Linked DNA regions of Homo sapiens: all the other regions are linked to region 1. The links are chromatin loops, found by intact Hi-C in ENCODE. Cell type or tissue: B cell. All regions are shown on one strand.

Region 1 (8,000 bases):
TCTTTTATAAATACTTGAACTGGGTTCTGTTCCCTTTGTTTGACATTGACTGATAGAGCAGTATTAGAAAGACCACTCGCCAAAAGAATTTTCCCAATGCTGGATGCACCATTAGAAAGCCATTCCATTGGGTCCTTTTCCTTAAAGTGGAAGAGTAGACTCTTACTAACAGAATGCTACAGCATCTTCACAACTCTTATGTTGTCCGTTCATCCATCCAACAATCCACACACTGAATATCGTATACCTATTGTGTGTTAGGAGCTGAACTAAGTGCTGGACACACAAACCAGACCCACAATGTGTCAGGCCAGGTGATTTCAAGGAGCTCAAATTCTAAAGATCTAAAGGGCAGAGTTCATTTGCCTGGAAATCAGGAATGATCACAGGACTTAGGTGCTTAGTGCTATACTTGGCATACAGTCTCAACAAAAGAAATTTCTTGTTCCTGTTTCCACTTTCTACCTCCCACCTCATTAATAAACTGAGGTGAAGTGAGCGGGCTGGCCAGGAAATATTATAACCATCCCATAAGCACAGTACCAAATTCAGAAGAGCTATCTGCCTAAGGGTGAGTGCTCTTGAGCAGCAGCATCTGCAGCTGATCCAGTCTTTTCATCAGATCATAGTGCTTCATCCACAGCTTCATTCGAAGCACTTGTGCTAAGAAATGCATAACTGAGGCCAGGCATGGTGGCTCACTCCTGTAATCCCAGTGTTTTGGGAGGCAGAGGCTGGAGGATTGCCTGAGGCCAGAAGTTCGAGGCCAGCCTGGGTAACATAGCGTGACCCCGGTCTCTACAAAAAAAAAATGGTAAGTAAGCCCGGCATGGTGGTGCATACCTGTAGTTCCAGCAACCCAGGAGGCTGAGGCCAGAGGATTTCTTGAGCCCAGGAGTTCCAGGCTACAATGAGCTATGATTGGTGCCACCGCACTCCAGCCTGGGTAACAGAGCGAGATCCCGTCTCAATCAATCAATCAATAAAAGAGGAGACAGCAGAGAACAGGAATCCCCAATTCTCCTCCCTTCCTTTCCAAGTTGTCGGAAACCCTTATCTCTCAGCCACAGACACACTCATCAATGAGCTTCTTTGAATCCTAGATGCTTTGAGTGTCAAATAAAGGCTGGCACCTACCTCACAGGGTTGATGGAAACCATTAATGTGGTACTATTTCACAAACATACTGCACACTTCTAACACAAATCACAACATAGAGAGATGGGGTAACAGGCATGATTTTGTGTGAGCTCCAGAAGCTGGGCAGGGTCTTAATTAAGCTCAGTTTCCTGTCTGTGAAAGGCGACTAGCACCTGTCCTGTCAACCTCACAAGGTTATCGCAAGGCCAACTGAAACAATGCTTTGAAGATGGCAAATGTCTGTTTTAGTCCCATTGCAAATCTACCGTGGTAAATGTATTCCAAGCATAACCCAGTCCCATAGTTTTAGGTAATACAAGTCAGTTGTGGAGACTCAAATTATAAAACAGAACATAAACTCCACGTGGTAGAGAACTGTGATGCTGTGTAGCCTTACTGCACAAACCTTGTTTTGTTCCCAGTCTTTATGATAATTTCCATAATCATGTATATGCATAAAAGCAGATAAAAGGCAAAAATCAACAAGAATAGCTAACATTTATTCAGGCTGTAGAGCATGTGCCAGACAGTCTCCTAAGCCCTTCACGCACATTCTCTTATTTAAATCACATACAGCAACTCTATGAGGTAGGCACTATCATCATCATCATCATCATCATCTCCATTTTACAGATGAGGAAACAGACAGAACACAGAGAGGTTAAAGCGTTCTCTCAAGGCCACACAGCTAGCAAGTGGTAAGGCTGAAGGTCTGTTAACAACTAAGAGTGCAATCAAATCCACCACCAAACCTAAGGGGGTCCACAGGCGACCCTGATACGTCCGACTTTGGCGGGAGATTAGTGTTAAGAAATGACTTCACATGCCTTTAACTGTCGCTGCAGGCACCTTTGATTGGAGTCATAACTTTACTGCAGAGCCGGTGCCTTTAAACATCTCTCTGGCTGTCACCGGTTATTCTTTACCTCCGTTTCCACTTTTACTTTCTCTAGGCAAAGGTCGTTTGGTGCTTTAACCGAGGTGATTAGGGTAATGACGCCTGAAGAACACCGGGCTTCCCCCTCTTTTCACTTGATTACCGGCAAAGCTTCTATGTAAAACTAGAATGTTCACTAAAACCATGATTTTGGGTATTATTTTAAAGGACTCACATAGGAAATTATTACGTCCAAAGGAAAGCTAAACCTGAAGAGCTAGGAAAATGAAAAAAAGTGATGTGTCTGCGAAAACAGTAGCAGAATTAAAAAAAAAAAAAACTTTATTCCCCCCGAAGCTGTAATTTGACTGTTCTCTTTGGCAAGGCTCCAGAGACAAGGCCAAGTGCCTAATTTCTCTTTCTCTTCGCCCCCCTCCTCTCCACCTTTTTCACCCTCAGGGCAGAGGGGAGGCGGGACGAGCGATCCACTGCTCCGGCCGCCGAAGCTGGCGTCTGGGCGCGGGGAGGGGCGGGCCGGGGCGCGGCCGAGCAGTGGGGCCGAGCCCGAGGAAGAGGAAGTCGGAGCCCGAGCCTGAGCCCGAGCCCGAGCCCGACGGCGGCTGCAGGGCGCTCCGGCAGCCCGAGCCGGCGCAGCGCAGCCCGCACCCTCCCCGCCCGACCTGCGAGCGCCGCCCGGGCATGCGAAGCCGTCCCTCCCCGGGTAAGCGCCGGTCGGGCCCGGACGCCCTGGGGACTTTTCCAGGGATGGGAGGGGGGACCCGGGGACCTCCGGCGGGAGCCCCACATCCGCAGGTGGGGCCGGGCGGAGCGTGGTACCCGGGCCCCGCCGGCCCCCTGCGCGCCCCTCCGCAGTGGGGACGGAGGGCCTTGGGGGGCGCCGAGCGGTGGGGACAGAGGGCGCCGGGGGCACCGCGCGGTGGGGACGGAGGGCGCTGGGGGGCGCCGCGTCTCGGGGGTCGGAGTCGGGTCGGGGATGCTGCCCGCCGCCGCCCCGCTTGGGGTTCCGCGCCCCCAAGTTCCCGGTGCTCCCGCCCCTCGCCCCAGCGGCTGCAACATCAGCGCGCAGAGGAGTTTCTGCGAGCACCCGGGAGTTGTAGCCACCGCTTCCCCACCCCCGACTCAGCAGGACAGCCCCAGAACGGGACCCCACAGCCAGTCAGCTGGGTCAGCTCCCCAGCAGCGAAGCCGGGAGCCCGAGGACCCGGGGACGCGCGGTGGGGGCGGCGGCCGAGCTGCTGCGGCGCTCAGGGCTTGGGGGCGCCCCCGTTCTGCAGATGCGCTTTTCAGGGGGTGGGGAGTCAAGAGCCTGTGGCTCTTCCGTCACGGGGTAAACGGTAACACCTGGGCGGCCGCGACTCTGCGAGCGTTCTGGCCTCGGCGGGCGGCGGGGAACCGCAGTGATGCCCGAGCTCGCCCCTTTTGTGTCCTCGCGGTGAGCCCCGTTCCGAAGCCGGAAGCTTGGGAACGCTCTAACTGGGAGAACGGCGCTCGGCTGGTCAATTCATTCCGCTCCTCGGAAACAATGAGCTGGATCCTTGACTTGAATGTGCTGGCGGAGCGGGGTTTGTAAGCCGGCGTTTCATCCAGCTCTGGTCCTCAAGGCGCCCTTTGTACCACCCGCAGGTGGCCGAGGCTACTGCACGTATTTTCGAAATCACCGAGTGTGGGTGTTTGGGGCAGGTATCACCCCGCGAGGACCATCTCAGACTGAGAGTTGGTTTAGGAGTTTTGAACAGATTGGATACAGAACTATATTGTGTTTTGTATTTAGACCGGGGGAAAGACTAGAATGTTAACTCTAGGGTCCAGTTTGTCATCTAACAGAATTCCGGGCTTGGGTAGGTCCTGTAATGCGGTACAATAACAACCAGGTGTTAAAACCGGCATCTTCTGGATTCTCAGATTCTGTAGACAGCATACTTCTAAAAAATGTAGAGATTTTGGATTTTGATTAAATTGCTGTTAAAAACATTTCCAAGCCCATCATTTCAGGAGATCAGAAAATTTTCGAACTTTAATTTTGCCCTGTGGGACCCTGGGCAAGATACTTGCCTCTGGTCGTCTTGGCTGCCTCCCTTATAAAGCAGTGCACACGAACCAGATAGCTTCTACGGCCTCCTGCTCATTCCTCATCCCCCTCCCAAACCCCTACCCCCTGTAATTTGGTCTACAATATTTAAGACAGAGAGAAAAGTAACGGGTTGATGTTTGACTCTCTCAGCATTTTGAGTCTGGCTTCCCAATTCCTGACTTGACTTTTTGTCTCATTTGAGGTCCCAATTCTAAGCCACCAAACCACCTGACTAAAGAAACTTTTTTCTTCAGAGTGCTCCCACCTCCCTGGCTTCATCCTCAAATAGGTCATCAGTAGCAGTCCACAGTCAACAGCAATGGCTGCACGACCTTCCCCATCCTTGTGTAGCAGCCCCCCAAGTCCTCTGCTAAAGGGCAAAGCAAAGTGAGAAACAGTTACCTGGCAATCAGATGCCAGATAACTGCCCCGATTCTGCTCGTCCTTGGTGGCATTTTCCTGCTTCCCCTACTCTAAATGGGCACCCTGAATTAGGGGCACCAGCTTCCTTCAATGCCTTTAATATAGGTGACTGTCACCGAATACAGGCTTAAATATTTCAGTGGGGGATTCAGGCTGTAGTTCAAAGAAGTTAAATGATCATTTTTAAAACAATAGGAAGTGGCAACATAATTTTTCAAAACCAAGAATAACCAGTCCTATGTTGTGTTCCCCCTTTGCGGATATGATTTTTCAGTGATTTAATTAAGATCGAATGGTTCATAGTCTGTCCCATAAATATGGGAAATGCTTGAGTAGCACTAAATCTCTTGAGCCCTTCGTCAACCAAAAGCAATTCCTGAAGCTATTATCTTAATGGCGGCCGTTCACTTTTTTGCAGATTTCTTTTCCTCTCCACTCCTTTCATTGCTGGTGGTTGGTCTTTCAAGCAGTTGTCATCTTTTAATCCTCCTGCAGCATGATTAGGTCCCTGGAATATTAAACCCAGAAGGGCTCTTGGATGACCTAGTCCAGCCCTACATCTTAAAGATTTAGGAAGTCTGGTTAAGATCCAGTGATCTAGAATTAGCCTACTTGTGTGATGCTCACATCTACGTCTCTGTAGCTTTGAGACCTTCACTTCTTTAAGGAAATTACTTAGATATGGATTATTTCATAACCAGGAAAAGTAAAAATCATAGTTGGTGTCTCTCGGTTTTCTCACCTTTCCTCATTTTCACACCTTTCCTCCTTTCTTCTCCGCCCTTGTCTCAAGTTATGCCAAGGATTAAATGAAATGATTCGTATCAGTGTTTGGCACATATGGTGTGCTTTGAAGATGATTGTTGTTGATAAACCAAGTCCCAGGAGTGTATGATTTTGCAGAAGTTTATACATAGCTCTGGACTGTCAGAACTGTGATTTAACCAAGGTTCTCTTCTCTCTCCCCTGCCCCTCTTGAACTGCACTGCCTAAGAAATGTTGGTTGCATGGAGACATATTTTTAATTAAATGTAATGGTTCAGTCTTTAAGAAAAAATTATAGATCGAGACCATCCTGGCTAACACGGTGAAACCCCGTCTCTACTAAAAATACAAAAAATTAGCCGGGCGAGGTGGCGGGCACCTGTAGTCCCAGCTACTCAAAAGGCTGAGGCAGGAGAATGGCGTGAACCCCGGGGGGCGGAGCCTGCAGTGAGCCGAGATCGCGCCACTGCACTCCAACCTGGGCGACAGCGAGACTCCGTCTCAAAAAAAAAAAAAATAAAAAAAAAGAAAAGAAAAAATTATAATCCCTTGTCTCTTTTGACTTAGGAAAAATATGGTTTCTAATGCGAAATGTTGGTGTATTCAGGCAGGGATGGGAAGGAAAACATTTTTTAGACAAAGGGTCTGTAAGCAACCTCATGCTTGTGTGTGGCAAGGCATCTCAGATATTAATGTTTCATCACAGGCTTGCATCAATCTTGCTTGATAAAATTAAAAGCTGATCCCAATCCATTCGGTCATTCAGAGTCACGGGCAGTCTGTGCCAAGTAGAATTTACTGACAGAAGAGTCAGCTTTCAAGTGATTAAGAGATGACTACATCTTCAGCTTTATATTGTCTATGCTGATGAAAAGCAATAAATGCTTTAGCTGAGAAGACAGAAGTATATGGCTAATCACCTAGCGATGGGGCCCAGGTTTGCTGTGGAATACCTGGGCCATAGCGTATCTAATGCTGCAAAACAGCTTCAGGTATGCCTGGGTGATTTCCAGTCCAGTGATTAGGAGTTGACTGTGTATCTAGAATAGTCTTCATGTTTGAGGCTGAGTATCTTTTCAATATGTAAACCTAAGGTTAAAAAAAACAAAAAACAAAACCAAAAACACTTTTTCTGATGAGATACAAGCCAAAGTAAAAATTTCCACATCTAAACATCCTTTGGTAAATATTGAATTACCGTTTGATGGAAAGCTAAATCCTGCTGGATTCGTGGATCCGCAAATCCATAACTCTCCTCTTCTTTTCCCCTCCCTTCGTGGTCCTAGAGGGAAGGCAATTTGAAGAGTGTTAATGGTAGGCTAAGTTTTTTAAAAATTCCATCTACACCCACTTGTAATAACCTGATGGGAGGAGAGTCAGGGCTTTCACTCGGTCTTTAATTAAGAAAGTTGTTTTGGTAAGCTTTAAATACCAGGGTGTTATGGAGGCCTCTTAGCACCAGCACTAGGAAGGGCAAACCCTTTGCCATTATAGCATTTGGCCAAAAGCTAGCAAGCCCATTTATGTATAAGAAGGAAATGTTTTTAAATCATCAAAGAAAAATTTAAGATAAGCATGAGTCTAATAACAGCTAAAACTTTAGTATTCTCATAAGAGGAATTATTAATCCATAAATCATCATAGTATTAAATGAGCTCTAATATTTGAAGTGGTGAATAGATCTAGTTCTCTGGGTCTAGTCACATTGAGCACCAATTTAAATGGCCTGTGACTGTCTAGACATTGAAAAGACACGTAAAGTCCTAGGTGAGGGGATGGCAAGTCTTTTCCTGTAAAAATCCAGGTAGCATTTTAGGCTCCACATGTCTCTGTCATATACTGTTTGATTTGAGATGAGGGTTATTTGTTTACAACCCTTTAAAAATGTAAAAACCAATCTTTGCTCACAGGCCATACAAAAACAGGCTGGATGTAGCCTGCAGCTATAGTTTGCTGGCTCTGTTTTAAATGAACTATTCTGTTTTGTAGTGTCCTTCCGTATTTTCGTTGAGACCCAAGATGACAAGTTTCATTGGCTCTATCTATGTTGACTCATCATAGACGGACTTATAATCAAGATCATTTCGTCACTCGGTTTCCTAGTCACCTTTTTATATTTTATCTTTGCCCTGGGGCTAGAAGTCTCTGTTAAGCATAGCCATCAGTTGACATAGAAATGGCAGTGCCAGACGTCAACATTCTACTTTGAGTTAGATGCTGAATGGGGGAGAGAAGTTGGACTGGATTGGGATAAAGTCCATGGTTGACACAGACCACAGATAACTCCTATGAAATGAGGCCCAAACCTCTGAGCAAGGCACCCACAGCCCTTGTATCTACTCTTCTCCTGATACCTCTTCATGTATACCCTGTGTCCTTGCCATTCAAGTAACTTGCAGAGCCCTGGGTGGGCCGCACTCTCTCTCACCAGTGGTGGGGTCGTTCCACACAAAGTTGAAATATCTGTCTCTTCCCTGCAGCCCTTCCTCATTTATTGGACAGAGATGCCGTCACCTCCATCTCTATGTTTGCACAGGAGTTTATAAATGAAGCATTTAGAGGTCTAGAGAAATGTGGTGATTCCCCATTGGCAAATATTACCTTTCAAAAGTGGGGGAACAGTTGTATTCTTCTTTGTATAATAACTTCATCTTGCCTTACATCTCTAAACCAGCCAGAGAATCAAGCACAAAACAATTCCAG
Region 2 (8,000 bases), 140 kb after region 1:
TTGAGCAATAGGATTCCCAGATGTTGGTTACACATGTAAAGAGTGTGTTATGCCCTTCTTTCCCATATGTGGAGACATCGTATTAAAATAATCTCACATATTTAGGTATCTTTCTTTCCTATGCCATTTAGGAATTCAGAAATGAATTCCTAATGCTTTCTGAAAGTTGAACCCCAAAATGTGGTGGTTCTTATTCCTGTTGCTCTTCATTCTTCCCCAGATCCTTCTCTCTCAACCCCTGTCCCCTCCCCAGCCGTGGCTCTTCCGTCCTCTGCTCCTAGTCATTTACTTTTGTACACTTGACATTTTAGAGAAAGAGGTAAGATCTTGACTGTGAACCGTAGTCAAAGGAACAATGGAGCTGTTATTTCTATTTTATATATGCCCCTAACTGCATTCACAGATAAAATGAGATGATAAATATGAAAGCAAGTTTTAAAAGTTAAATTGCCAATGATACAATTTGTGGAGAGATAGAAATCCATAGTTGGAAAGCAGAAAATAAGGGTTTGTTTAATGTTTAATGGGACCTTCGATTGACTGGGCACGGGCTGTCAGGGGTAGGGTGGGTGTCTTTAATCTTTCTAAATGATCTATAAAAGAGCTTTTGAGAACCTCATAAGATTTGGCCTCAGATATAGTTCACGGCCTGTTGTAACCTGTTAGTAAAGTTTTAAAATAGTTCATAATGTTAATGCTGTGTAATTAGAAGTTACATTTCTACTACAGAATGGCATCGTTGAGCTCTGAGAGATACTAAATTAAGCCATATTTGGTGATATTGAGGACATTTAGTGAAAAAAGGGGCTGAATTGTTAATTACAACGTGATTTTATCTCTTTCCATTATATGCCAGAGAGCTAATATCCTTTTCATGGACCTTTATCCATAAAGTGTATTTTAAAAAAAAAGCTAAGTAATGGGGCCAGGAGCAGTGGCTCATGCCTGTAATCCCAGCACTTTGGGAGGCCGAAGTAGGCAGATCACTTGAGGTCAGGAGTTTGAGACCAGCCAGGCCAACATGGTGAAACTCCATCTCTACTAAAAATACAAAAATTAGCTGGGTATGGTGGTGCATGCCTGTAGTCCCAGCCGCTTAGAAGGCTGAGGCAGGAGAATGGCTTGAACCTAGGAGGCGGAGGTTGCAGTGAGCCGAGATCGTGCCATTGCATTCCAGCTGGAGCAACAGAGTGAGACTCTGTCAAAAAAAAAAACAAAAAAACAAAAAAAACCATAAGTATTCTAGCCTTGATGTTCAAAATTTAAACAGCAGAAGCATAAGCATATCTTTATGGGAAGCATTCAGCATTATTCAAAACTGTAGCTAAACAAGGATTAGAATGGTGATCACCAACCCCAAGCTCTGTGTTCGTTAGTCTATGTGGACTCTTTGTTTATTGAGTGATCGTACAGACAGTGTCAGGGAAGATAAAAGAGAGAAGGGTGTTTTTCACACACTTAGTGCCCTGAAACACATTGAAAGCTATTCTCCCCACTGCCATAGCCTAGAAGAGGCTTCTCTTTGTACTGGTGATATCCAATTAATTGAAAACTGTCTTATGCTGGGGAAGCAAACCTTCTCCAAAATTTGTGCAGAATGAAAGAAGGAAATCCAGGATTCAGGCCCAGAGAGCTTGTGCAGTGATTTCAGCACATACTCTGCCTGGACACTTAGCTCTTAGCCCTGTGAGATGTCTGTGACTTGGATGAAATGGAATCTGAGTTGGCTTTTGTCCTGGGGGCACCCCTCCCTTGAGGACAGTACTGTCAAGTGTGGAGGTGGTTTCTGATTAAGCCTGTCTTCCCATTGATCCTGCTAGAGAGACAAAATTGTTTGGTATGGAAAGGGCAGTGTGCATCTTACTCTTTTTCCTTAGCCATAGTGGAATGGTTGTGCATAGGCATTCCCTGGCCCAGCCTTACCTGCTTAGGATGCTGGACTAAAAGAGGCAGGTTTTGCACCAAGAAAGAAGGCTGTTGAGAAGAGGGGAATTGTCGCAGATTTTATTGTCTTTTTACTTAACAGATATCTTCTCTCCATATTTTCCCTCCAATTTAAATAACATTTATTGGACACTTCTTACAAGGTTCACTTAGACTAACGTTTTTTAAATACCGAGGGAGAAAAATGTGTTCCATGCTCAAGCGTAGGAGTTGGTAGGGATTGTTTTAAATGAAGGCTCGTTATGTGGGTGGATTTAATAAGGAACTTACACTGTGGTACTTGGCATCATTTAATGTACTTTTTTATGAGGCATTTGAGCACTTTTATGTGAATGTGTCTATTTTTTTCCTCCAAGGGATTTTATCGTAACGGGTGAATGAGATCTTTCTTAAAACCATTTAATATCTATGATAATTTGGAGACAAACGTGTTAGTTTTCTGCTTATTTCGGAGTCACTCCTTAAATAGTACATCTAATCATTTTACATAATCTCTCAAAAATCTCACTTTGACTACATATTTCCATATCTCTGTGTTATTGTTGTTGTTATTATGACCCCTTATTCCCCACCTTACCTTAACCTTACTCTCGTCTTTCACCACCTCAACAACAGCAGCACAAACCTAGAAGGTGGCAACAGTGAGTGATTTTGAGTGTTCATATCTTCATACTGCAACCTGATCTGGGAAGGAGGGCAGGGAGAACTGATCTTTCACTTCTTTTCATTTCTAATGGGTTTGCCCATTTTGAATGTGATATAAATACCTGCTGATTGATTGCTAATGACCAATGAAAACAGTTCAAGGTGGGCAGCATTCGGTGAGAGCAAAATGAGTTGAGATTTGCAGAGTTGCTCTGCAAAAGTAGCTGTCGGCTGAACACAAGAGTTCATGTGTACTTTGTGACTGATGTCAGGTTGGGTTATTTGCTCCAAACTTTTATGGCTAGATCTTGAGTCAAAATGTAGGCAATGAGTGTCTTGTGACATCTTAAGTTTTGTAACCATCCCCATCACCTCAATAGATTCCCGCAGCTATAAACATACTATTCAGCTACCATTTCTAAATTTTCTAGATAGACGCCTCAATAATACAAAAACACTAAAAAATAACATTAGCAGCAATTAATATTTGAGCACTTACCATGTATCAGGCACTAGGCACTTAATTTGCTCACTCACTGTCCCATCATGTGGGTACTAGTTTAATTCCTATTTTAGCATGAGAATATTGAATGTACAGAGGACAAAGTGACTTATCCCCCAGGTCACATAGTTGGCTAGTGGTTGAGCTGGAACTGAAAAGCAGGCCTTTCTCCGAAACCCACTGCTTTCACTGCATACCTCCCCTTTGACTATAACAGAAGGTTCAAAGTTCAGCCCTCTTCTTAATCTCTCTAGAGCAGGCACCAGCAGTACCATAGACGTTCTGGACTGCATAGTTCTTGGCTATGAGGGAGAGTTGTGTACGTTGTAGGAACGTTTAGCAGCAAGGCTGACTTCTATCCATTAGAAGCTAATAGAACCACCACCGTCCCCACTTGTGACGACCAAAAATGTCTCTAGCCATTGCCAAGTGCCCCCTGGAGGACAAAATTGTCCCTGGTTGAAAATGACAGCTTTAAATATCTGGAACACATAGTGTTTCATTAAGGATAGGCTAAGCCACAGTAACTATATTAGGCCATTCTTGTGTTGCTATAAAGAAATACCTGAGACTGGGTAATTTATGAAGAAAAGAAATGTATTTGGCTGATGGTTCTGCAGGCTTTACAGGAAGCACAGTAGCATCTGCTTCTGATGAGGTCTCAGGAAGCCTCCAACCATGGCAGAAGGCGAACAGGGAGTAGGCATGACACATGTCAGGAGAGAACGTGGTGGCCAGGTGCAGTGGCTCACGCCTGGAATCCAGCACTCGGGGAGGCCGAGGTGGGCGGATCACGATGTCAGGAGTTCAAGACCAGCCTGGCCAACATGGTGAAACCCTGTCTCTACTAAAAGTACAAAAATTAGCCGAGTGTGGTGGTGTGCACCTGTAATCCCAGCTACTGGGGAGACTGAGGCGGGAGAATCAGTTGAACCTGGGAGGCAGAGGTTGCAATGAGCCAAGATAGCGCCATTGCACTCCAGCCTAGGCAATAGAGTGAGACTCCATCTCAAAAAAAAAAAAAAAAAAAAAAAAAAAAGAGCGCAGGGAGGGCCCGCACACTCAACCAGATCTTACGAGAGCTCACTCACTGTCCTGAGAAATCCGCCCCCATGATCCAGTCACCTCCCACCAGGCCCCACCTCCAACACGGGGAATTACATTTCAATATGAGGTTTGGGCGGGGACACAGATCCAAACTATATCAGTAACATACAGATCTCCAAATCTAGTGACTTCACCCAAGTTTCTTTCTTTGTCCTGTAACCATCCTTTGCAAGTGTTCAGGTGAGGAGGAGCAGCACTCCTCCATGCAGTCATTCAAGGACCCAGGCTGAGGAGGCCTTGCTGTCTTCAGGACATGGCTTCTGAGGTTGCCATCCCAGTCAACTAGACGGGCAAGGAGACATGGAGATACATACGGGGAAGGTTTCTGAGACAGACAGAACTGATGCACATCCCTTTTCTCAAACTCCCAATGAGAATCTTGTTACCTGGCTACATCCTATAAGGGAGGATGGGAGGTGCAGTCTAGCCGTGTGTCCAAAGAAGGTAGGAAACAATTTTTGTAAACAACCTGCAGTTTCTGGCATGCATTATGTATAACAAAGCCATTCTCATTGTAAAACCTATCATTTAGTGATGGTGTATCCCCCACCACCCTCACTAAAAATAAAAAGGAAGAGGCTGGGTGTGGCGGCTCATGCCTGTAATCCCAGCACTTTGGGACAGCCAAGGCAGGCAGGTCATTTGAGGTCAGGAGTTCAAGACCAGCCTGACCAGCATGGTGAAACCCTGTCTCTACTAAAAATCCAAAAAAAAAATTAGCCGGAAGTGGTGGTGCATGCCTGTAGTCCCAGCTACTCAGGAGGCTGAGGCAGGAGAATCACTTGAGCCCGGGAGGTGGAGGTTGCAGTAAGCTGAGATTGCATCACTGCACTCCAGCCTGGGCAACGGAGCAAGACTCCATCTCAAAAAATAAATAAATAAGGAAGAAAGTAAGAAAGATTTTGGTGGTGCTTACCTGCTGAGATGAACATTACTGTCTCTACTAAATAACCTCATAAAATGTTTTAAATGCATTCTTTATTTAGGGCTTCAGACCAATGTATCTCCTACTGTTCCTCTCTCCCTTCTTCTATGTCTCCACCCCTATTCCCTACCCTTTCTCCCATCATTCCTGATTACCTCCCACCCCCTCCTTTTTTTTCTACTCATTCCAGTTCATTTGACCTGCCAGTAGGGCTCTGTGAAATTATTTAACACCATAGTTAGTGTTTCAGGCTAATAAATATTGGGTCTAGCCTAGTTCAAAGGCAGGGATTGTGCTTATCTTGGTAGCATTCTGAAAACCTTGTGAGTGGGAGGGAATCAATAAGGGTAATGGACGAAAGCCATCAGATACCTAATAGAACGATGCTTGGAAGCTGAAGGTTCATTGTCACATTGATAAAGTTTGTAAGAAAACTGAATGCCCTCCCTTGTACTGCCTCGCCCTTCATCTTACTTTTTATTTTTTATTTTTGTTGTTGTTGTTGTTGAGATGGAATCTCGCTCTGTCGCCCAGGTTGGAGTGCAGTGGCACAATCTCTGCTCACTGCAAGCCCCGCCTCCCGGGTTCAAGTGATTCTCCTGCCTTAGCCTCCCAAGTAGCTGGGACTACAGGTGCATGCCACCGTGTTCAGCTAATTTTTGGTATTTTTAGTAGAGATGGGGTTTCACCGAGTTAGCCAGGATGGTCTCAATCTCCTAACCTCGTGATCTGCCTGCCTCGGCCTCCCAAAGTGTTGGGATTACAGGTGTGAGCCACCGCGCCTGGCCCCTGCCCTTCTTTTAACCTCATTTCTGTAGCCATTCCAAGAAGCCAAAATGAGAACGTGGGCACCAGAAGAAAAAGTAGGCAGTTAAAAAAAACAAATTATTAAAAAATTTTTACTGCATTTTTAAGACTTGCACTCCCCAAATCAACCCACATTGTTGTGGATGCTTTTCCATAAGAAATTGAAGTCAGCTCACATCTTTTCAGAGGTGGACTTTTAGAGAACAAATTTACATTGTTAACCTTTACTTGTGGTACAGTTTTCAAATTACCAAGAACTTTGTGGCCATAGTGTAATCACTTCTTGGTATGATAATTATGAATGTGGTGACATCCCTCAGTGTCACCCTGAGAAACACTAAATCTCAGATAATGGCAAGGTCACCTTTGAATTCCTGACAATCTTGACTGGCTTCTTGAAACTTGGAGCTGGGACAAATAGTTGAGTCAGTCCAAGGAAATCCGGGATATATGTGGTCCCAATCAGGCTTTGTAGGCCATTCTTCCCCGGTTGCAAGAATGCATGATCTGAAAATATATTATACACAGGGATTGTTTTTACTCCCATATCAAATGTCTAAGACCCAAGAAGGAGAGTATAGATGATAGAGGGAAAGAGCTATGTGAGTTTCAAAGTACCTATGATCAGTCCTGCAGTAATGCAGCCATGTGTCACTTAATGACAGCAATGTGTTCTGAGAAATGTCAGGTGATTTTACCATTATACAGGCATCATAGAGTTTACTTACAAAACCTAGATTGTACAGCCTACCACACACCTAGGCTATATGGTATAACCCTTTGCTTCTAGGCTACAAACCTATACAGCATCTTACTATACTGAATAATGTAGGCAACTAAAACACAATGGCATTTGTGTATCTAAGCACAGAAAAGGTACAGTGAAAATGCAGTATTATAATCACATGGGACCATCATATCTGCAGTCCATCAGTGACCAAAACGTCGTTTTGTGGTGCTTGAACTCTATGACGCATAACATATGTGTTCTCAAAAATCACGCACTTTGGCCAGCCACAGTGGCTCATGCCTGTGGCTCATGCACTGTGGGAGGCCGAGGCAGGTGGTTCACTTCAGGTCAGGAGTTCAAGACCAGCCTGGCCACCATGGTGAAACCCCGGCTCTACTAAAAATACAAAAATTAGCTGGGTGTGGTGGCAGGCACCTGTAATCCCAGCTACTCAGGAGGCTGAGGCAGGAGAATCGCTTGAACCTGGGAGGCAGAGGTTGCAGTGAGCCTAGATCACGCCGCTGCACTCCAGCCTGGGTGACAGAGCGAGACTCCATCTCAAAAAAAAAAAAAAAGCAAAATCACATGCGGAGAAAAATGGGGTACCAAGAACAACACTCAAAAATTCATCCATGACACATATAGAAAAAAAGTCAAAAATGGAGGCATAGTTTTATACATGACAAATGATTAAGACATACATACATGCTATAGTAAATAGGGAACTTCACCTTGAAAAAGATTTGAAGTTTATGGAAGCCACCAGCTGCCCACACCGGCCACCCTGGAGAACAAAAGGAAGCAAGAGAGGGAGAAAAAGATTAAAAGAATAGAGAACAAAGAAGAAAAATATAAGATAGACTGAGAGGAAAGAGAAAATTAAAGAGGGGAGGCTGTGGGCAGAGCTGCAGCTTATGCCTTGTCAACGGGGAGGGTCACCTGCCACGGGCTGGGAGTTGACAGACTGATGTGAATGGGCCAGGTTCCAAATGCACTCAGGGGAGACCAAGATAGCCGCTAGGTTGTCGGGAGCCTTCGTGTTTTGTTCCTATGCTGCTGTCACTAGATGCAATTTTCTGCATTCACCCAGTGTTTCTCATGGGTGAAATCTTGCAAAAGCAAAATTCAGAAATGAGAATTATGTTCAAATTGTTCCCTAACATATTAATCTCGTGGGAACAAATTCATGTTTTCAAAACAAACATCATAGCAGAACTGACTGTACCTATTCTTTGGAGTATTATGACTTGTTACAAATAGGTTTCACCGCTTCTTCCTCCCCTTTACTCAGACTAGAAGATTAAAGAGTTCTATGATAGACCCTTGCCAAAAAAACATGG
Region 3 (8,000 bases), 64 kb before region 1:
TTCTGTTTTGAAGCTTCCAGTCTGTGGTACTGGGTTGTGGAAGCCCTAGCACATGACCACCCTCCCCATCTCTGCCCTCAAGTGCCTGAAGTGCTTCACGCAGAGCTCAGCCCAGAGTGATGGCTAGTTCCTGCAGCAGCACACCACTGGCCTTTGCAGTGGGGATGTTCACCAGATTTTCTGCAATGGGCCATTTGTGCAGAACACCTGAGCCCAGTTCTGCCTCTGATGAGAATGTAATCACCTGGGTCCTGATGTCCAACCAGGCCTGACACTCAAGAGTCTAGGCTTCTAGTGTTTACCACTAGCTACAGGTGTATTTTTGGGAAAGGCTCTCACTCTGGGTTTGTTTCTTTATATATAAAACGGAGACATTAGTGACCTTAACATTGACAAGTCTCTTTCTCACCCCTATAGAAAAGATCAAATGAAGCAATATACGTAAAGCATGAAAATACATTGTAAATGGAAGGTGGGGTCATGGACTATTGTTTTCACTTTGCCATTAGGGCTGTGATTAGCAAACGTTTTCTAGGTGTGCAGCTTGGACAGAACAGCAGCTGGGAGCCCAGAAGAGGCATCTGCTTCATGCAGCTCAGTCACCTGGTAGAACTGAAGGGCCCTCAGCTTCAACAGGCAGCCAATCCTTTGGAAACTTGCCAAAAAGTCCTGTATATTTTTGTAATATACACGTTTATATTTAATATACACGTTTATAATAGTCACGTTTATATTTTTGTAATCTGTTTGTTACTAGACACTTTCATCTCCACTTCAGGGCATGTGAGTGAGAGAGACAGAGGATTATGTGTGTGTTCCAACTCTCAGCAGATTGTCTAGAATTTGGGCTCCATCTTGCCTGTCCTTAGTTTAAACATCACATTCCTTCCTGCTCTCATTAAAGAATGCCGGTATCTTGGATCAATATGGGTACAATTAGATTAAAAATAAAGGTCCCCTTATTTCTGAGTTTAAGACATCAGAACAAAGAAGTCATACCAAGGGCTCTGCTCATCCAGGAAACGCAGCAGATTGAGGGCTAAATGACACTAGACAAAACAAGGGAATGTTTTGAGAGATCATTGGTAGGGTTTAGACTCAAAGACTTCTATTTAATTCAAACCACATAACAAATAGTGATGATATCATTAAAATAAATATCCCACATGGGCCATCCTGTCCCTCCCATATCACAGCACTGACATCATTTTTGCATATTCTATCCATGCCATTTTCCATATTCTGCTGAAAGGTCACAATTCTGTCAGTAATGAGATTCAGCCCCTAGTCAAGCCGTTCCAAGACACCACCGCCCATTTCCAAAACAATTTTGAGGGCGGCTTCCCAGCAGTATGAGTTCCAGAGAGCAGATGTCTCCCTGGGTGTGAGCTGCAAGTTGAACTGGGGCAGCACCACGGCCATCGATGCTGTGGCCAGGCCACCTGGGAGGACCATAGTAGCACACAATATCCAGGAGGTGAGAGCTGCCACAAAGCAGGTGGAGGGGGACCAAAAGGGGCCCAGTGGCACCATCTTTCTGGGGCCAACCCTGGAGTCCATGCTAGTGCAGCCACAATTGTCAAATAATAAATCCCTGAAACAAGACTAGGAGCCACAGTTTGTCTAAAGATTTAAAAGCTCTTTGGAGTTAAGTAGTACTGGGACAGGGCCCTGGTTCTGTTTTCTGTGTAGCTGTGTGGCTTTCAGTAAATTGCTTAGGATCTCTGAGCCTCAGTTTCCCCAACAGTAAGACAAGAATGATAACGATCCCTTCCTCATAGGCTTATTGTGAGAATTATGAGGTAATGCATGTAAAGTGCCTAGCACAGCAGCCAGAACATCGTGAGCCCCCCATAAATGCTGACTGCTATTTTTACTGTTAATGAGGATCTTAGGATTATGCTGAACTTGGACATCTGTCGCAATAAGGACTTACCACCTCTCTTGTTGGGGCTGGGATGTAAGGTACATTTGACACTTGAGGAATGTGGTGATTCTCAGAACAGAAAGGGAGAGAAGTACATATCTGTGAGTGTCCTGGAATCCTCAGAGGCTATGTCATTAGTTACACATCTTTTTCTCCATGTAAAATGTGGATCTGTGCATGGGCTCATTCTTGAGCTCATTTACTGAGTCAATAAGACTTGTTTACTTTCCCCATTCTGCTGTGGCTACGTACTTTTTGCCTTTATATTAACAAACCCCCTTCACCTCCCCCAGCATCCAGTAACCTTCCTAGTCCCACCTGAGTCAGATGGAAAGGGCTGTTTTAGGCCACTAACAATTTAGTGTGGATTAATACAACATGTTAGCCTTCCCAGGGGTGTTTACCTTTCAAAAGAGAATGCATGGGAGAGAAATAGAATCTTTTGATTACTGTATCAGGAGAATGATATACACATAGATTATCTGGATTTCAGCAGCGCAGTTGACAAAAGCTCTCAAAATATCCATGTGAAAGAGATGGAGAAATATAGACTGGAAGGAGCCCAGTTCTGCTTATGATCAGTTCAATGCCCTTGACCAAAAAATACTTATTAACAAAATAAAGGTGCAAGAGAGTAGTGTCCTTGGAAAGGGGCACTGGGTCACATCCTGGTCAACACTTTTATCAGTAACATGAATGAAAACACAGATGGCATGCTGAACAAGCTCACAGATGGTGGATTTGTAGCTGGTACATTTTGATGATCAAGACTATTCCATGCTCTTATTTGACATAAGGGTGTGGTTTAATGGGCCAAATCATTCCATGATTGAGTTCCCCCTCAGTCCAGGTGATGTGCCAGGCAATTTGCACATATTCTCTCTAAAGAGATAGATTATTGCCTTCATATTATGAATAAGGAAATTGATGTTCATCCTGGTTAAAAAAACTTGAAGGGGGCCAGGCGTGGTGGCTCATGCCTGTAATCCCTGCACTTTGGGAGGCCGAGGCAGGCAGATCACGAGGTCAGGAAATCGAGACCATCCTGGCCAACGCGGTGAAACCCCGTCTCTACTAAAAATACAAAAATTAGCCAGACATGGTGGCAGACGCCTGTAATCCCAGCTACTCAGGAGGCCGAGGCAGGAGAATCCCTTGAACCTGGGAGGTGGAGGTTGCAGTGAGCCGAGATTGTGCCACTGCACTCCAGCTTGGGTGACAAGAGCGAGACTCAGTCTCAAAACAAAAAAACAAAAAAACAACAAAAAAAAACTTGAAAGGATCCTACAGCTAAAAGGAAGGACATATCATTACATATTGTATGCTTGTATCAAAATATCACATGTACCCCATAAATATGGACAACTATTATGTACCCATAATAACTACAAATAAAGAAAAAACTTTAAGCAAATCAAATCAAAGGAAAGACACACTGAGACTGGAATTGAGATCCTTTAAATCTACATAACTCCGAAGTATGGGCTCTTTCATGACCTCACACAGCTTATGTGTTAGTTCTGTACTTCCCTTTAAAGTGTACATGTTATATGATGGAGGGAAATGATGTCTAACACAGTTTCTGGCGCATGTAGATGCAGAAATACTTGTGGGAATTCAAAGAGGAGCAAGTGGGAGGGAGGAAGAGCGGGAGGACAATATCTGCTTTAATCTGTGCTAGTAATCTTGACCAATGAGAAACAGCTGAAGATATTTAGTTTGGCAAATGGTGACACACTAGTTCTCTTCAAATATTTAAAAAACTGTTATGTGGAAGAAGTATTAGATGCAACCCAGGGAGGTGGATTTTAATTCAGTCATCGCTGGAACTTTCTGAAATAAGGAGCGAGCATTGTTGATTCATGCAGCAGGCTGCCTCCTGGGGTGGCATCCTGTCCTTGAAGGTCTTCAGGCCATATGGGGTCGCCACTCACTGGAGGTGATAGAGAAGGGACCCTAGAGCAGGAGCAGTGGGATCAACAACCTCTGCTTTATAAAAATTTTCTGGGAGGATTTCAGATATGTTAGCCTTTGGGTGGGACTCTTGGTTGTGGAGGGAGTGCTCTCTATCCTTAAAGTATACCTCATGGGTTTCTGCCTCCCCACTGGACATGCAAAAGTTATAAGTATCAAATAGACATCGGCCCTTGTTATGCCAAATGCCAGCTAAACAGTGGCCTAATTTGAAGGAAAGGGCTAAAGGTCCCTAAAGCAGGCGTCTGGGGAAAAGAAAAACCCTCGAAAGTACAGCAGGGTGCTCTGGGAAGCACAAAATAGGCTTTGTTCTGTTGCTGCAAGCCTGTGCCAGCCAAGCAGTGAGCAAATGGAAAACCATCCTGCCAGCCTGCATTGATCATCCAGGCCATCTTGCTTTATTCACAGATTCTTATGGCCCTTCTTGCTGGGACACTTATGCTGATGAGTTTGAGCTGTATGGAGTGTTGCTAGTCTTTTTCTTTTAATTTTCAAGACAGTAAACCGGGAAGAGCTTTAGACATCCTCCCAGTAACTGGAATACTAACAATAAAACACACGAAGACCACAGCCTGCTTGATTATTTCCTAATTTTCTCTTTATGCTGGTTCCAGCCCTGAGACCCTGCCAGATGCAGAAAGCTTCCTTCATGACAGCACAAATAGTTTCCATTTCCCAGCTGAGAGCCAACATCCAAGAGGATCTTCTGATGTGAAACTGAATGAAACAAAAGATGGCCCAGAACCCAGCTGCAGCCAGGAAACAGAGGTTCAGAAGCCAGAAAACCTCTGCAATGTCCCAGAAATCCCCACAGAGCAGAGAGAGGGCACATTGGCTACTCTATGCAAGGAAGCATGCTTGCAGCACAGCCTCCAGCTACTTGTCTAACAAAGATGTTTTCAAGTTCTTCATGAACTTTTGTAAAAATACATTTCACATGATACTTCTAATAGTGAGCTCTCAGTCCTATTCTGTTTTCATTTGTCTATACAGGGTTCCATAAATTTATCCATCTGTCATTTTTTCATTTGTTGTTTTATTCATTTAGCAAACATATTGAGCATCTCATAATTCATTCATTTCTTCAATATGTTTTGAGCACCTATCACAAGCCAAAATAGGGTTGGGTTAAAGAGGTCAATATAATTGGTTTCTGCTCAGTATCATTGCCCCTATTCACTGAGCACATTCTTTTTCTTTTCCTTTTCCTTTTTTTTTTGGAGACAAATCTCACTCTGTCACCCAGGCTGGAGTGCAGTAGCATGATCACTGCTCACTGCAGCCTGAAACCTTCCACATTCAAGCAATCCTCCAACCTCAGACCTCAATCTCCTGAGTAGTTGGGAGCACAGGCATGTACCACCATGCCTGGCTACTTTTTTAAAAAATTTTTTTGTAGAGATGGGGTCTCCCGATGTTGCCCCATCTGGTCTTGTGCTCCTAGCCTCACACAATCCTCCCACCTTGGCCTTCCAAAGTGCTGGGATTACAGGCATGAGCCAGCACCCCAGCCAGAGCTCTGCACTTCCAAAGAGCTTTCACCCACAGGCAAAATGCTCTCAACTATTTATCTCCAACTCTGTTTTCCAGAGCCTTCAGCCAGATGTCAATGCACTGGCTGGATCCAGCCTCTTCTGAATGTCCCACTGACCTTGAAACATCGACTCAGTGAGAACTGAACTCATGTCCTACCCCTCTCAGGCTTCTGAGTCTTCCCCATTGCTTCCCATTTCTCCTTTTCTCATTTTTCATTTTCTCAGTACCTGAGCTCAGGCTCAAAGATAACTTTGATGTTCCTTTCTCCTTTACTCAAGACAATAGCAATGTTCACCTCCAATATGTCAAACAATTGTTTTCTTCCATTTCTGCTGCTATCATCCAAGGACTGGACAGGAGCCCAGCAGTTCTGGACTTTAGAAACAGCCTCTCAACTGTTCTTCTGGCCTTCACGTCACCACACTCTGGTTCATCCTGAACTTTGCCACCAGAATAACCTCCCTAATTCACATTCTCACGATGTCACTTTGCTACCCATTACCTACAAGACATTACACTAGGATGGCATTCACAATCCTCTGCCATATACCTTATCCTCTACTAGTCCCCAGATGTTCCATGTGCCCCTCAAAACTGGAAAATCCCCTTTGCCAGATACTCTCTAGGCTTTCCTGCCTCCATGCCTTTTCTTATGCTATTCCCCTTGGCTGGTGCCCCCTTTCCAATTTCTGCCTTCAGCAATCCTCCCAGACCTAGCCTTCTAGCCCAGGCCCTCCATGAAACCTTTTTACCACCTCTCTGGTGATGAATGCCTTCTTCCCTGAACTCAAGTCACACTGATTGCATCTCTCATGTTCATGCAACACTTACTCATACCTCATCTTTCCTTTCAGTGCCTGAGCTTCCTGAGGTCAGCACTCTGCCATGTCAATCATTGAGAGGGACTGCCTACTCAAGTTCCACGTTATTTTGCACAGGGAGATGAATGGACAAAAGCTTTTTCATGAAAAGGAATGAGTGGATAATGCAAGATTAAAGGTACAGAAAAGGAAATAGAAGGGGAAAATCTTATAAAATAGAAAGGGAAAGAACCGAGGCAAAGGGCGTGGGTCCACTTTAGACTAGTGGTGAAATCTCTCTTTTTTTCTGACTTTTCAGGGAAGGATGGAGAGTGGAGGAAATACTAAGGAGGTGACATGCCTGGTGCTTTCAGAAATCCAGAATGAGGCAGTGCTTCTGCTGCGGTGAGGGAGGGCACAGCAAAATCGACAAATGCCTCACTCTGTGACTTGGGCAAGTCACCCTCCAACCCTGGTTCTTCATTTGTAACACTGGGGAAAGGGCAGCCCCTATCATGCATTTGTTTAATGCATATGAAATAATATAAGCAAAAGGTTTAGCACAATGCCGGGCCCCCATCACATTAATTGATATGGGTGTTTCCTGTGGGTGGCTGCAAAGGGGAGGAGCTGAAAGTCTTGGAGTCTAGAAATGTCAGGAAGTGTGAGAGAGATGTAAGCAACAAGCTGTTGAAGCAGATGTTAAAATTGAGAAAAGATCACAAACAGGAGGAGGCCTGATTAGGTGGCAAAATAAGTGATGAATTAAGAGCTTTTATCAGGATCTTAAAAATAGGGATTGGCTATCTGTAACACTTACCTAGGATCATAGAGGTAGTTTGGGTAGGCATCAGTAACTGGCTATAACAAGAACCTGTTATAGAGAATGGTATAAAAGTGAAATGCTTCTTCCCTCCTAAATGCAATTCCCTTCACTGCATCATCAGTAAACCTTGTCTTAATTCATTCCTTCCTAGGACTCATCTCTCTCCTCTTCAGACTCTAGTACTGTCCCAGGACTTCAAAGTAGGTGAGGGACAAACTTCAATGTCCAGAGCTCCCCAGCCCCCTGAGCTACTTCGCCAACATCTCACATCGGGGCTTACACGTCTCTATGGCATAGTGATTTCTGGAGTGAGAAAAGGAATTAAGGACAACTGCCCACCCAGGGGAGCATATTAAACTAATTTTAATTAGGAACAAGAATACGAGGGCATCTCTATAGAGTTATTTAAACGGCCCTGGAAGAAATCCCTCTCTCAGTTTACATGGCCCTGGCCTCCTTGTTGGGAAGACTTTTAGTGTCTCTATTATGCTAAGGGTTCATCAGGTGGTTTTCCAATCTATCTCAGCACATACAACTGTGATTGCAGGTAAATGCTCTAAACCTGAGACTGTCCCAGAGACCTAAGAAAAATAGCTGGCATGTTCTTAGGGAAATTAAGAAACCTAATTAGAAGACAGAATAACCATAGGTGTGCTGAAACTATACCTATGGGTAAGCTCAAGATTTTTCTGAAAAGACTGTTTTGGACATAGATCAGGAGTTCTAGAACTTTAGCATGAAAAAGAATTGCCCAGCAGATGCCAGGTCCATCTCCTGGTTTAGAGAGCCTAAGGTGGGACCTAGGAATCTGCATTTTTAGCAAGCTTTCCAGGTGATGCTCATCCTAGTGGTCCACAGACCACACTCTGAAAAACATGACCACAGAGTATGGCTGTGATAACTTTGCCAAGAAAATTTTTCAGAGCAAAGCTGTGCA

The links. Peaks named below come from ENCODE experiments on the same cell type or tissue, not always from the same donor. Only the 100,000 strongest peaks of a DNase experiment are listed, where the experiment ranks them.
Region 2: it touches region 1 in a loop (4-fold over the local background); 5 of 110 quality-filtered maps call a loop at or near these places.
Region 3: a loop joins it to region 1, with 2.4 times the contacts of the local background. A loop is called at or near these places in 2 of 110 quality-filtered maps.

Annotation. Positions count from the first base shown.
Region 1 is chr6:150,597,280-150,605,279 of GRCh38, forward strand. It overlaps PLEKHG1 (pleckstrin homology and RhoGEF domain containing G1), which reads left to right and starts at 2,606. Exons shown (of 17, transcript NM_001029884.3): 1 at 2,606-2,738. RefSeq lists silencers at 2,094-2,153, 2,334-2,628, 2,424-2,903, 3,114-3,283. In B cell, CTCF peaks have their summits at 3,652 and 3,675; DNase peaks (open chromatin) are centred at 2,142, 2,522 and 3,462; H3K4me3 peaks cover 3,037 bases; H3K27ac peaks cover 3,381 bases.
Region 2 is chr6:150,738,463-150,746,462 of GRCh38, forward strand. The region is part of intron 3 of PLEKHG1 (pleckstrin homology and RhoGEF domain containing G1); the gene reads left to right. It overlaps LOC124901430 (a long non-coding RNA gene), which reads right to left and starts at 7,514. Exons shown (of 3, transcript XR_007059811.1): 1 at 7,392-7,514; 2 at 6,295-6,437; 3 at 1,203-4,480. RefSeq lists enhancers at 3,530-4,030, 4,031-4,531. In B cell, CTCF peaks have their summits at 3,530 (motif pointing left) and 3,730; a DNase peak (open chromatin) is centred at 3,509; H3K27ac peaks cover 2,558 bases.
Region 3 is chr6:150,533,470-150,541,469 of GRCh38, forward strand. No RefSeq gene overlaps it. Among named protein-coding and RNA genes, the nearest start is that of PLEKHG1, 62 kb to the right of the region's middle. In B cell, no CTCF peak of the experiment used is centred here; no DNase peak of the experiment used is centred here; H3K27me3 peaks cover 1,104 bases.